Regions from separate parts of the Homo sapiens genome. Here region 2 is linked to region 1. Evidence: read pairs that join two places in POLR2A ChIA-PET (ENCODE). Cell type or tissue: Panc1. All regions are shown on one strand. Region 1 overlaps KDM2A (lysine demethylase 2A). Region 2 holds the start of MIR6860 (microRNA 6860).

The links. ChIA-PET counts read pairs that join two places held together with the same protein. Peaks named below come from ENCODE experiments on the same cell type or tissue, not always from the same donor. Only the 100,000 strongest peaks of a DNase experiment are listed, where the experiment ranks them.
Region 2: POLR2A ChIA-PET joins it to region 1 with 5 read pairs; 3 of 35 experiments call an interaction of 5 or more read pairs at or near these places.

The regions. Positions count from the first base shown.
Region 1 is chr11:67,162,096-67,167,095 of GRCh38, forward strand. The region is part of intron 2 of KDM2A (lysine demethylase 2A); the gene reads left to right. Among named protein-coding and RNA genes, the nearest start is that of KDM2A, 45 kb to the left of the region's middle. In Panc1, no CTCF peak of the experiment used is centred here; no DNase peak of the experiment used is centred here.
Region 2 is chr11:67,043,326-67,048,325 of GRCh38, forward strand. It overlaps SYT12 (synaptotagmin 12), which reads left to right. Exons shown (of 8, transcript NM_177963.4): 5 at 313-528; 6 at 1,268-1,388; 7 at 2,419-2,552. MIR6860 (microRNA 6860) reads left to right here and starts at 2,318; the gene lies at 2,318-2,383. RefSeq lists enhancers at 2,771-2,900, 3,001-3,080. In Panc1, no CTCF peak of the experiment used is centred here; a DNase peak (open chromatin) is centred at 2,114.

The DNA.
Region 1 (5,000 bases):
TAATGAATAGGCTCCCTAAGAAATATAATGATGGATAAATTATAGTTTATTAAATCATTTTGGTTTATTTGGTAAATCTTCTGTTTCTCTTGGCTGTATGAAATTCTAGTGTAGGTGGCATATTTTTCACCAGAGTTTCTCTTCTTACATCCCAATAATACAAGAAAATCATAGCAATAAGTGCCAAATAAGGTCAGGTAAAGTTCATTTAATTCTTATTGCCTGTAAATATATAATGCTCACTTCTCCTGAAGCACCCACTGAGATTTACAGCAACACAGGAAAGTAGATATGATTTTTATTTTATTTTATTTGTATATATTTTTTGAGACAGAGTCTCGTTCTGTCACCCAGGCTGGAGTGCAGTGGCGTGACCTCAGCTCACTGCAACCTTCATCTCCTGGGTTCAAGTGATTCTTCTGCCTCAGCCTCCCAAGTAGCTGGCATTTATAGGCATGCGCCACCACACCCAGCTAACTTTTGTATTTTTAGTAGAGATGGGGTTTCACTATGTTGGCCAGACTGGTCTCGAACTCCTGACCTCAAGTGATCCGCCCGCCTCGGCCTCCCAAAGTGCTGGGATTACAGGCATGAGCCACCGCGCCCGGCCTGCGATTTTTAGTTTTATTTTTTTCCTAGACAAGGTCTTGCTCTTTTGCCCAGGCTAGAGTGCAGTGGTGTGATCATTGTTCACTGGAACCTAAAATTCCTGGGCTCAAACAGTCTTTCCACCTCAGCTTCCCAAGTAGCTGGGACTGTAGGCATGTGCCACCTTGCCCAGCTAATTTAATAAATTTTTTAGAGATGGGGTCTGGCATTGTGTCCAAGCAGGTCAAACTCCTGGCCTCAAGTGATCCTCTTGCCCCAGCCTCCCAAAGCGTTGGGATTATAGGCTTGAGCCACCAAGCGTGGCCATGATTTCTTTTTCTTAAAGTTAGGAATTGAACTGTATCCTACTTTTGTTAGTTACTTCTCTTCTCCTTTAGTTTGTTTTCAGCCTTCTGCCCTAGTCAGACTGATATCCAGAATTTTGCTCTTGCATAACTTCATTGCTACTCTGTCTTCTAGCGCTACACTTTCGTATTTATGTTTGACCTTCCTTCAAACTCTCTTGAAGGATCAGCAGCTGCATAACCAACTCTACCACTTAGGGCAGGGCCTTCTCAAATAACATCTTGCAGAGATGGCCACTTCATATTAAATCGGTGGCAGGATACAGTTGTTGAATTTCATAAAATTTCATCCCTAGGATTAGACATTTGATATGAAGAGATTTAGAGATGGAATCATAAAAGAGTTAATTCCAAAAGGTATGGACTTGGAAAATTCTATGACTTGGAATGATAAAGAAGGACATTTAATGCCATTGGAGAAGAGGCAAGTATGACTTATCTCTAGCCACTTAGGCCATTCTTTTTGGGACATACAGTTGATTTCCAGTCCAATGTAGAATCATGTTCAAAATCACAATTGCTGGGCCAGATGCCGTGGCTCACGCCTGTAATTCCAGCACTTTGGGAGGCCAAGGCAGGCAGATCATGAATGAGGTCAAGAGATCGAGATCATCCTGGCCAACATGGTGAAACCCCGTGTCTACTAAAAATACAAAAATTAGCTGGGCGTGGTGGTGCGTACCTGTAATCCCAGCTACTCGGGAGGTTGCAGCAGGAGAATCGCTTGAACCTGAGAGTCGGAGGTTGCAGTGAGCCGAGATAGCACCACTGTACTCCAGCCTGGTGACAGAGCGACACTCCATCTTAAAAAAAAAAAAAAAAATCACAGTTGCTGATATTTTTTGAGTATGTGCTAGATACTTTACATCTTTCATTTAATCCTCATACAACCCTGTGGAATGGCTTCTGTTATTACTAGTTAAGTAGGTCAGACACAGTGAGAGGCTGAACCAGGATTTGAACTCTAGAAACCTGGTCTGGACCCTGCCACTACTCTATACAGCCTCTTTTTATATATAAGGCCACATTTGCAAAGTATTTGTATATATGTTTTCATTTAAACATCACAGCCATCCTGTGCATTAGGTGACATTCTTGACATTTTCACATGAGAAAATGGAAGCTTAGGGAATTTGAAGCTCAAAGTGGCAGTGCCTAGACCCAGACCTACTTCTGACTCTAATCCATTTGTTCTTCTGATTATGTAGTTTTGCTAAACATAGTAAATATAGGTTCATACCTGAAAGTGAATTTTTGATTTCAGATATAAGAATTTTAGCTTGATTGAAGATGATTTCTTAATGTTTTAGATGGGATACTTAAATCTGGAGAAGTTTAACAGAGATGTGATTATTAACTTACATTTTTAGTTTCTCTGGTGGCTTGTGTATAACTGTTCATTAAGTGTTGATCTTGCTATTGGCCTTTTTTTGTTGTTGTTGTTTTTTTGTAGCGATGGGACATTGCTCTTTTACCCAGGCTTGGTCTTGAACTCCTAGTTTCAAGTGATCCTCTACCATGGCCTCCTAAAGCACTAGGATTACAGGCATGAGCCATCACACTTGACTGCTGTTGGACTTTTTTTTTTTGGAAACGACATCTTGCTCTGTCGCCCAGGCTGGAGTGTAGTGGCACAATCTCGGCTCACGGCAACCTCCACCTCCCAGGGTCAAGCGATTCTTCTGCCTCAGCCTCTTGAGTAGCTGGGACTGGTTATTTTTTGTATTTTTAGTGGAGGTGGGGTTTCACTATGTGGGCCAGGCTGGTCTTGAACTCCTGATCTCAAGTGATCTACCCACCTCGGCCTCCCAAAGTGCCGGGATTACATGTGTGAGCACCGCGCCTGGCCTGCTATTGTACTTTTTAATGATGTTAGTCAGTTTACCACTCTTAGAGTAACTTTCTTAGGTAATTTCAGCGATGAAGACATAGTTTTCTCTGCTTTAACTTTAGTTGGTGCAGATGGGGTGACTGAACACATAGAAGGAAAGAGGTCTTGCCAGGACTGTAATGTAATGGTGGTAGTGGGACGGGTAGGAGTATATGTGTTTGAAGGGAGTAATTTAGAATACCAACTTTTTTTTTTTTTTGAGACCGACTTTCACTCTTGTTACCCAGGCTGGAGTGCAGTGGCGCGATCTTGGCTCACCGCATCCTCCACCTTCTGGGTTCAAGCAGTTGTCCTGCCTCAGCCTTCCTGAGTAGCTGGGATTACAGGCATGCGCCGCCACACCTGGCTAATTTTGTATTTTTAGTAGAGACGAGGTTTCTCCATGCTGGTCAGGCTGGTCTTGAACTCCTGACCTCAGATGATCTGCCCACCTCAGCCTCCCAAAGTGCTGGGATTACAGGTGTGAGCCACCGCACCCAGCTTAGAATACCAACTCTTGATCTTATGCCAGTTCCTTCTAAAGCTTCTACTCCTAGATGTGAAATTTCATAAATCTTAAGTTTGACAGTTTGAAATAGAGGTCATTTGTTGATTAAGAGACTGACCTTTGTCTATGAATCAAAACATTAATCACAGCTCCAGAGAGAAGGATCATGTAGGAAAGCTTCCTGATGAGAGGAATGTAGCAAAGCTGGAAAATAGGTGCATTTATAGACTATCTTCTGGTTTCAAGTGACTGCTTGCTATCTCCCTTAATTCACTTAAAGACTTAGGAGAAACAGCATGTGTGACAAATTTCATGGTTTTTATCATTAACCAAGCAAAGATCTAGAGTTAGTGTTTTTTAAGACAAGCTGTTCTTTCAGGTTTATAGTAACCTTTCTTGACTGGCAAAAAGAAAGGTCACTCTTACTTCCCCTTTAGATTTACGGTCAACTTTTAGGGGTTTTTTCTTTTTCCATAACTTCTTATTTGTATAATACTTTCATTAATCCTTATATTCTAGGAACTAAATTGGCATGACCAGTACCATGTATTATACTGATGACTTAACAGTTGCATCAATTATAAAAGGTGGTGAAGAAACTAGGCATTATCTTTGTTTCCCTTTTCTGTGTTTGTTGATACAGAAATCAGGCAGTAAACAGAAGTATTCAGGGAGTATTTGTATTTCAGTAGGTGTTTCACTGGCTAATGAAAATCAAGTTAAAAAATTGGTTGACTTTCAGGAGAAACAATATTTCTCTTTTTTTTTTTTTTTTTTTGAGACAGTCTCACTCTATCGCCTAGGCTGGAGTGCAGTGGTGTGATCTCGGCTCACTGTAATCTCTCCCTCCTGGGTTCAAGTGATTCTCGTGCCTCAGCCTCCCAAGTAGCTGGGACTATAGGCACATGCCATCATGCCCGGCTAATTTTCACATTTTTTAGTAGAGACAGGATTTTGTCAGGTTGGCCAGGCTGGTCTCGAACTCCTGACCTCAAGTGATCCGCCCGCCTTGGCCTCCTAAAGTGTTAGGATTACAGGAGTGAGCCACGGTGCCTGGCTGAGAAACTGAATATTTCTGAGTTATATTATTGTTTCCAATAGTAGTATTTGTGTATGAGGGTGGAGTGGGGGTGCTTTAAAGATTACTTCTTGCCCGGCATGGTGGCATAAGACCTGTAGTCCCAGTAACTTGAGAGGCTGAGGCAGGAGGATCTCTTGAAGCAAGGAGTTCTGGGCTGTAATGCAGTATACAGATCAGGTATCTGTACTAAGTTTGGCATCAATATGGTGACCTCCCAGCAACTGGGGACCAAGAAGGGAGTACACTGGTTCAGGTTGGAAACTGAGCAGGTCAAAACTCCTGTGCTGGGCTGAGCGTGGTGGGTCATGTCTGTAACTCCAGCAATTTGGAAGGCCAAGGCGGGCGGATCACTTGAGGTCAGGAGTTTGAGACCAGCCTGGCCAACGTGGCGAGACCTCGTCTCTACTAAAAATACAACAAATTAGCCAGGCGTGGTGGTGCACGCCTGTAATCCCAGCTATTCAGGAGGCTGAGGCAGGAGAATCACTTGAACCTGGGAGACGGAGGTTGCAGTGAATTGAGATCATACCATTGCACTCCAGCCTAGGCGACAGAGCGAGACTCTGCCTCAAAAAAAAATTAAAAAGT
Region 2 (5,000 bases), 120 kb before region 1:
AGAAAGATGGAGACCAGCTCGTCCAGGGCATCTTGAGGGTTCTGGGGTGCCACGGGCACTGAGGACGGAAATTAGTTGGGATCAGATTGTGGGAGCTTAAAACGCCAGGCCACTAGATTGGCCGCCACTGAGGAGAGGACAGGAGGCTTTTAAACCTTCAAGGCTGAGCCACCAAAGGAAAGATTGGCATTGAGGGTGTCAAGACAACAGAGCCAGGACTCTAGCCTGGGCCTCTGGACTCCCTGTCCAGTGCTGTCTCCCTGCTGTGGCCTCTCAGGCCCCTAGCGCCCTCCATGGCCTTTTCTCCTGCAGATCCAGAGAAATGCCTACTCCATCTTCTTTGATGAGAAGTTCTCCATCCCCCTGGATCCCACAGCCCTGGAGGAGAAGAGCCTGCGGTTTTCTGTATTTGGCATCGATGAGGATGAGCGCAACGTCAGCACGGGGGTGGTGGAGCTGAAGCTTTCTGTGCTTGACCTCCCGCTGCAGCCCTTCAGTGGCTGGCTCTATTTACAGGACCAGAACAAGGTAAGTGACTTGCCTGCTCGTCCACCTCGGAAGAGCGTGCACACACATACACTTCCAGGAAGGGACTCCATCATCCTCATCATCCTCTGCAATAGCCTGAGCCCCATCATCATTAGGAGAGCAGAGAAGAAGACCTGAGCCACATCCGAGGAAACTGCTTGCTGCAGGCAAATTTCAAAAACATCCCGACCACTGTTTACAGCTCGTCTGCTGCTTTGCCACCAAAGCTTCAGAGGTTCTACCCCTACTGAGCTTCTGCTAGAGAAACATTCCTCTAGCCTTAGAGGGGATGATTTCAGACAGACACCAAGCTGCACTTTAGTTTTATAATTGTAGGAATGCTCACAGAACATCATTGTTGTTTAATCAAAGAATCTAATTCCATTCCACTCTGATCGCTGTGTATTACTACCGCAGTGTTTTCCTTGGCCTGCAATGAGGGAACGAAACTACATTTGATAGCTACATTTGACAGGCCGCCTCTGACCCTCCGCCCCAGGCAGGACCCTCCCGGTGGAAGGGAGGAGTGGGGCATGCTCCATGCAGTGGCGGGGGGTGGGTGGCTGTCCCTTTCTCCAGGCTGTCCCTGCCTGCCTGGAGCCCTGTGGTAAGGGGCCCCCAGTGCAGCCACTTCTCTATGGAGAAGGAAGCCCCAGCCTTTCCCTGGCAACCAAGGCTTTCCCTGGACCCCTCAAGTCGGGTGGGGAGAAGCCCTCTGAGCCACCTGTCTGTCCCCCAGGCCGCCGATGCTGTGGGGGAGATCCTGCTCTCCCTCAGCTACCTCCCCACAGCCGAGCGCCTCACCGTGGTCGTGGTTAAGGCCAAGAACCTCATCTGGACCAACGACAAGACCACAGCGGGTAAGGCCCAGCCGGCAGCCCGGCTCCTCCACGTAGCTCAGTGGAAGCTGTGGCCCAGCTGCTGTGCTGTGGGCACCCGGAGGCATCGGCAGGTGTGGGACACAGTGCCAAGGTCCCCCTCAGCTTTGCTGAGCCCAGAAGTCATGCAGATGGATAGGGGGTGGCATGGGGACAATTAATCCAGCCGGGGAAACATGAGATCCCTGGAGGGTGGCAGGGGCCCCTGTGAGGGCAGAGTGAAGGGGGTCAGAGTGATGCGGGGGTCTCAGGGCAGGAGGCCGCACTCAGGGCTGGGGGCACTGGGCAGGGAACCAAGGTGGGCATCTGTTCCCTGGAACTGGAATTCATGGTGGAGACTCCATTCCCAGAGACAGGGCAGTATCCCAGACTCCAAAAAGGGACCAGGGCCACGGGGTTGGGGTGGGTGCCAGGCAGGACCCGATGCCTTAGGTCTGCAGGAGTCCCCAGTCCCTCTCAAAGCAGTGACCGTGGAGGCAGCTGTATTCTAGAGAACTGAAGACCAGGGGCTGGGGGAGCCTGATCTATTGGGAGTTGCAAGCCTTGGGGCGGGGGTAGGTGGGGGGGGCAGCTCCAGGCAGGTGCGGCAAGGACACCCCGTGGGCAATAGGTGATGGGCAGACGGCAAGTTGTTATTTCAGAGCCGCACACGGTTGAGTCAGGCTCTGCTGTGCGGGTGCCCGGTGACTCAGGGCTGACGTCTGCACTCGGGCCATTTATAGAAGGAACACGGTGGGGCTGCTGAGTTCCCCAGAGCATCCTAGGAGGGGAGCGCGTGGGCTGTGAGGCAGCTGCCTGAGCACAAAGCCCAGCCCTCACCTGACGTGCTGTGTGAGCCTCAGTTTTCTCATCTGTGAAATGGGAAAAATAATAAAGGACCAATGGCAGGGCTGCAGGAGGTCACAGCAACAGTTAAGCATTGGGGAGTTTGGAGTCGGTGGGTGGAGCCAAACTGGGCAGGGCTGTGGTGAGTGAGTGTGACACTGGCCCTCACCTGTCCGCCTGCCCACAGACCCCTTCGTCAAGGTGTACCTGCTGCAGGATGGGAGGAAGATGAGCAAAAAGAAGACAGCCGTGAAGAGGGATGACCCCAACCCGGTGTTCAACGAAGCCATGATCTTCTCGGTGCCAGCCATTGTGCTCCAGGTGAGGGGGGCTGGGGGATGGGAAGGGGCCAGGTCACCCCAGGGCTCTGGGGCTGCCGCATCTCTCCACCTTCTCTTCTCAGGGCCCCTGCAGGGGTAGTGGTTTGCCTCCAGCCATCACTTTCTAGCAGTTATTGAGTGCCACTGGGGCCAGCCCTAGGGTGGGTGCTGGGGACACAGGCATGGCTTTCTCGGTGCTCACAAGGGACAGGCAGGAGAGTCCCTAATCCACTAAGAGTGTCCTCAGGTGAGGGGGGATTCCTGCAGGAGGGGATACCCAGCTCTGAGGGAGGACCATTCCTGGTGGAGGGAACTGCAGAGGGTTGGAGAGGAGCTGGGGTGAGCCAGGCACCCAGAGTTCCTGCTCTGAATCTCCCAAGCTCCATTTCAGGGTTCTGCTGAACTCCCCAGGTTCGCGTGGTCTTCAGAAGGTGACATGCTCCAGGGAGACCTCTCCCAGCAGGGACATCACAGACCACGGGTGGGGCTTGAAGATAGGGCTTGGGCCCTGCTTGCATGCCTCGGAGGATGGGGCTCGCACCACCTTCCCTCACTATCTCTAGCCCTCCTCGGCACTCCTGACAATGAGAAAGTCCTTTGTGCCTTGAGCCAAAACCTGCCTCCATAGCCCCAGGGCTGTACAGAACCCGCCTAATCTCCCCCAACCCGGGGACCCCGCCAGCATGTAAAGGCCCAGAATCTGCCTCACTCTGAGTGTTCCTAACCCGGGCACACCCCAGCATCTCTGGCCCATCCTGGGTATCGTAGCCTTCACCTGCCACCCTCGTGGAGCAGGCTGCCCATGTGTCCTCTGCCTCTCCCTGGGTGTCATAGTGCCACTTCTCCACAGCCTCTAAAAGCAAGAGACTTCTTGGGACCATGGGGGAAGTGGAGGAGGAGAGAGATCGGGCTGGGTTTGAGTTTCAGCTCCCGCTCTCATCTCAAGCAGTCTCTCCCGTCCTCGGTTGTGAGTGCAACGTGGTGATATTAGTAATAGCAACGCAACCTCTAGCATGTTCTGACTGTGCGCAGGTGCCGTTCTACACAGTTCACTCTTTTTGTTCCTGAAACAGCCCTATGAGATAGAAACCAATTTTTTTTTTTTTGAGACAGAGTCTCACTCTGTTGCCCAAGCTGGAGTGCAATGGTGTGAACTCAGCTCACTGCAACCTCCGCCTCCTGGGTTCAAATGATTCTTCTGCCTCAGCTTCCTGAGTAGCTGGGATTACAGGCACCTGCCACCACACCTGGCTAATTTTTGTATTTTTAGTAGAGATGGGGTTTCACCACGCTGGCCAGGCTGGTCTTAAACTCCCAACCTTAGGTGATCCACCCACTTCGGCCTTCCAAAGTGCTGGGATTACAGGTGTGAGCCACTGTGCCCACCCCCAATTTTTTTTTTTTTTTTTTGAGACAGAGTCTTGCTCTGTCACCCAGGCTGGAGTGCAGTGGAGTGATCTTGGTCACTGCAACCTCCACTTCCCAGGTTCAAGTGATTCTCCTGCCTCAGCCTCCCGAGTAGCTGGGATTACAGGCAAGCACCATCATGCCTGGCTAAGTTTTGTATTTTTGGTAGAGACAGGGTTTCACCATGTTGGCCAGGCTGGTCTCGAACTCCCAGCTTCAGGTGATCTGCCTGCCTCGGCCTCCCAAAGTGCTAGGATTACAGATGTGAGCCACCATGCCCAGCCAGAACAAATATTATCATCACCATTTCACAGATGGAGAAGCTGAGGTAGCAAGAGCCCAAGTCACTGCCCAAGGTCACACAGCAAGGAAGTGGAGGCCAGGCGTGGTGGCTCATGCCTGTAATCCCAGCACTTTGGGAGGCTGAGGTGGGAGGATCACCTGAGGTCAGGAGTTCAAGACCAGCCTGGCCAACATGATGAAACCCCCATCTCTTTTTTTTTTTTTTTTTTTTTTTTTTTTGAGACGGAGTCTCGCTCTTTCGCCCAGGCTGGACTGCAGTGGCGCTGTCTTGGCTCACTGCAAGCTCCGCCTCCCAGGTTCACGCCATTCTCCTGCCTCAGCCTCCCAAGTAGCTGGGACTACAGGTGCCCGCCACCAGGCCGGGCTAATTTTTTTTTTGTATTTTTAGTAGAGACGGGGTTTCACCATGTTAGCCAGGATGGTCTCGACCTCCTGACCTCATGATCCGCCCGCCTCGGCCTCCCAAAGTGCTGGGATTACAGGCGTGAGCCACCGTGCCCGGCCGAAACCCCCATCTCTACTAAAAATACAAAAATTAGCCGGGCATGGTGGCAGGAGCCTGTAATCCCAGCTACTTGGGAGGCTGAAGCAGGAGAATTGCTTGAACCTGGGAGGCGGAGGTTGCAGTGAGCTGAGATCATGCCCCTGTACTCCAGCCTGGGTAACAGAGTGAGACTGTCTCAAAAAAAAAAAAAAAAAGGATCAGGGGGAATTGGGGAGGCCAGCATTTGAAACCTGG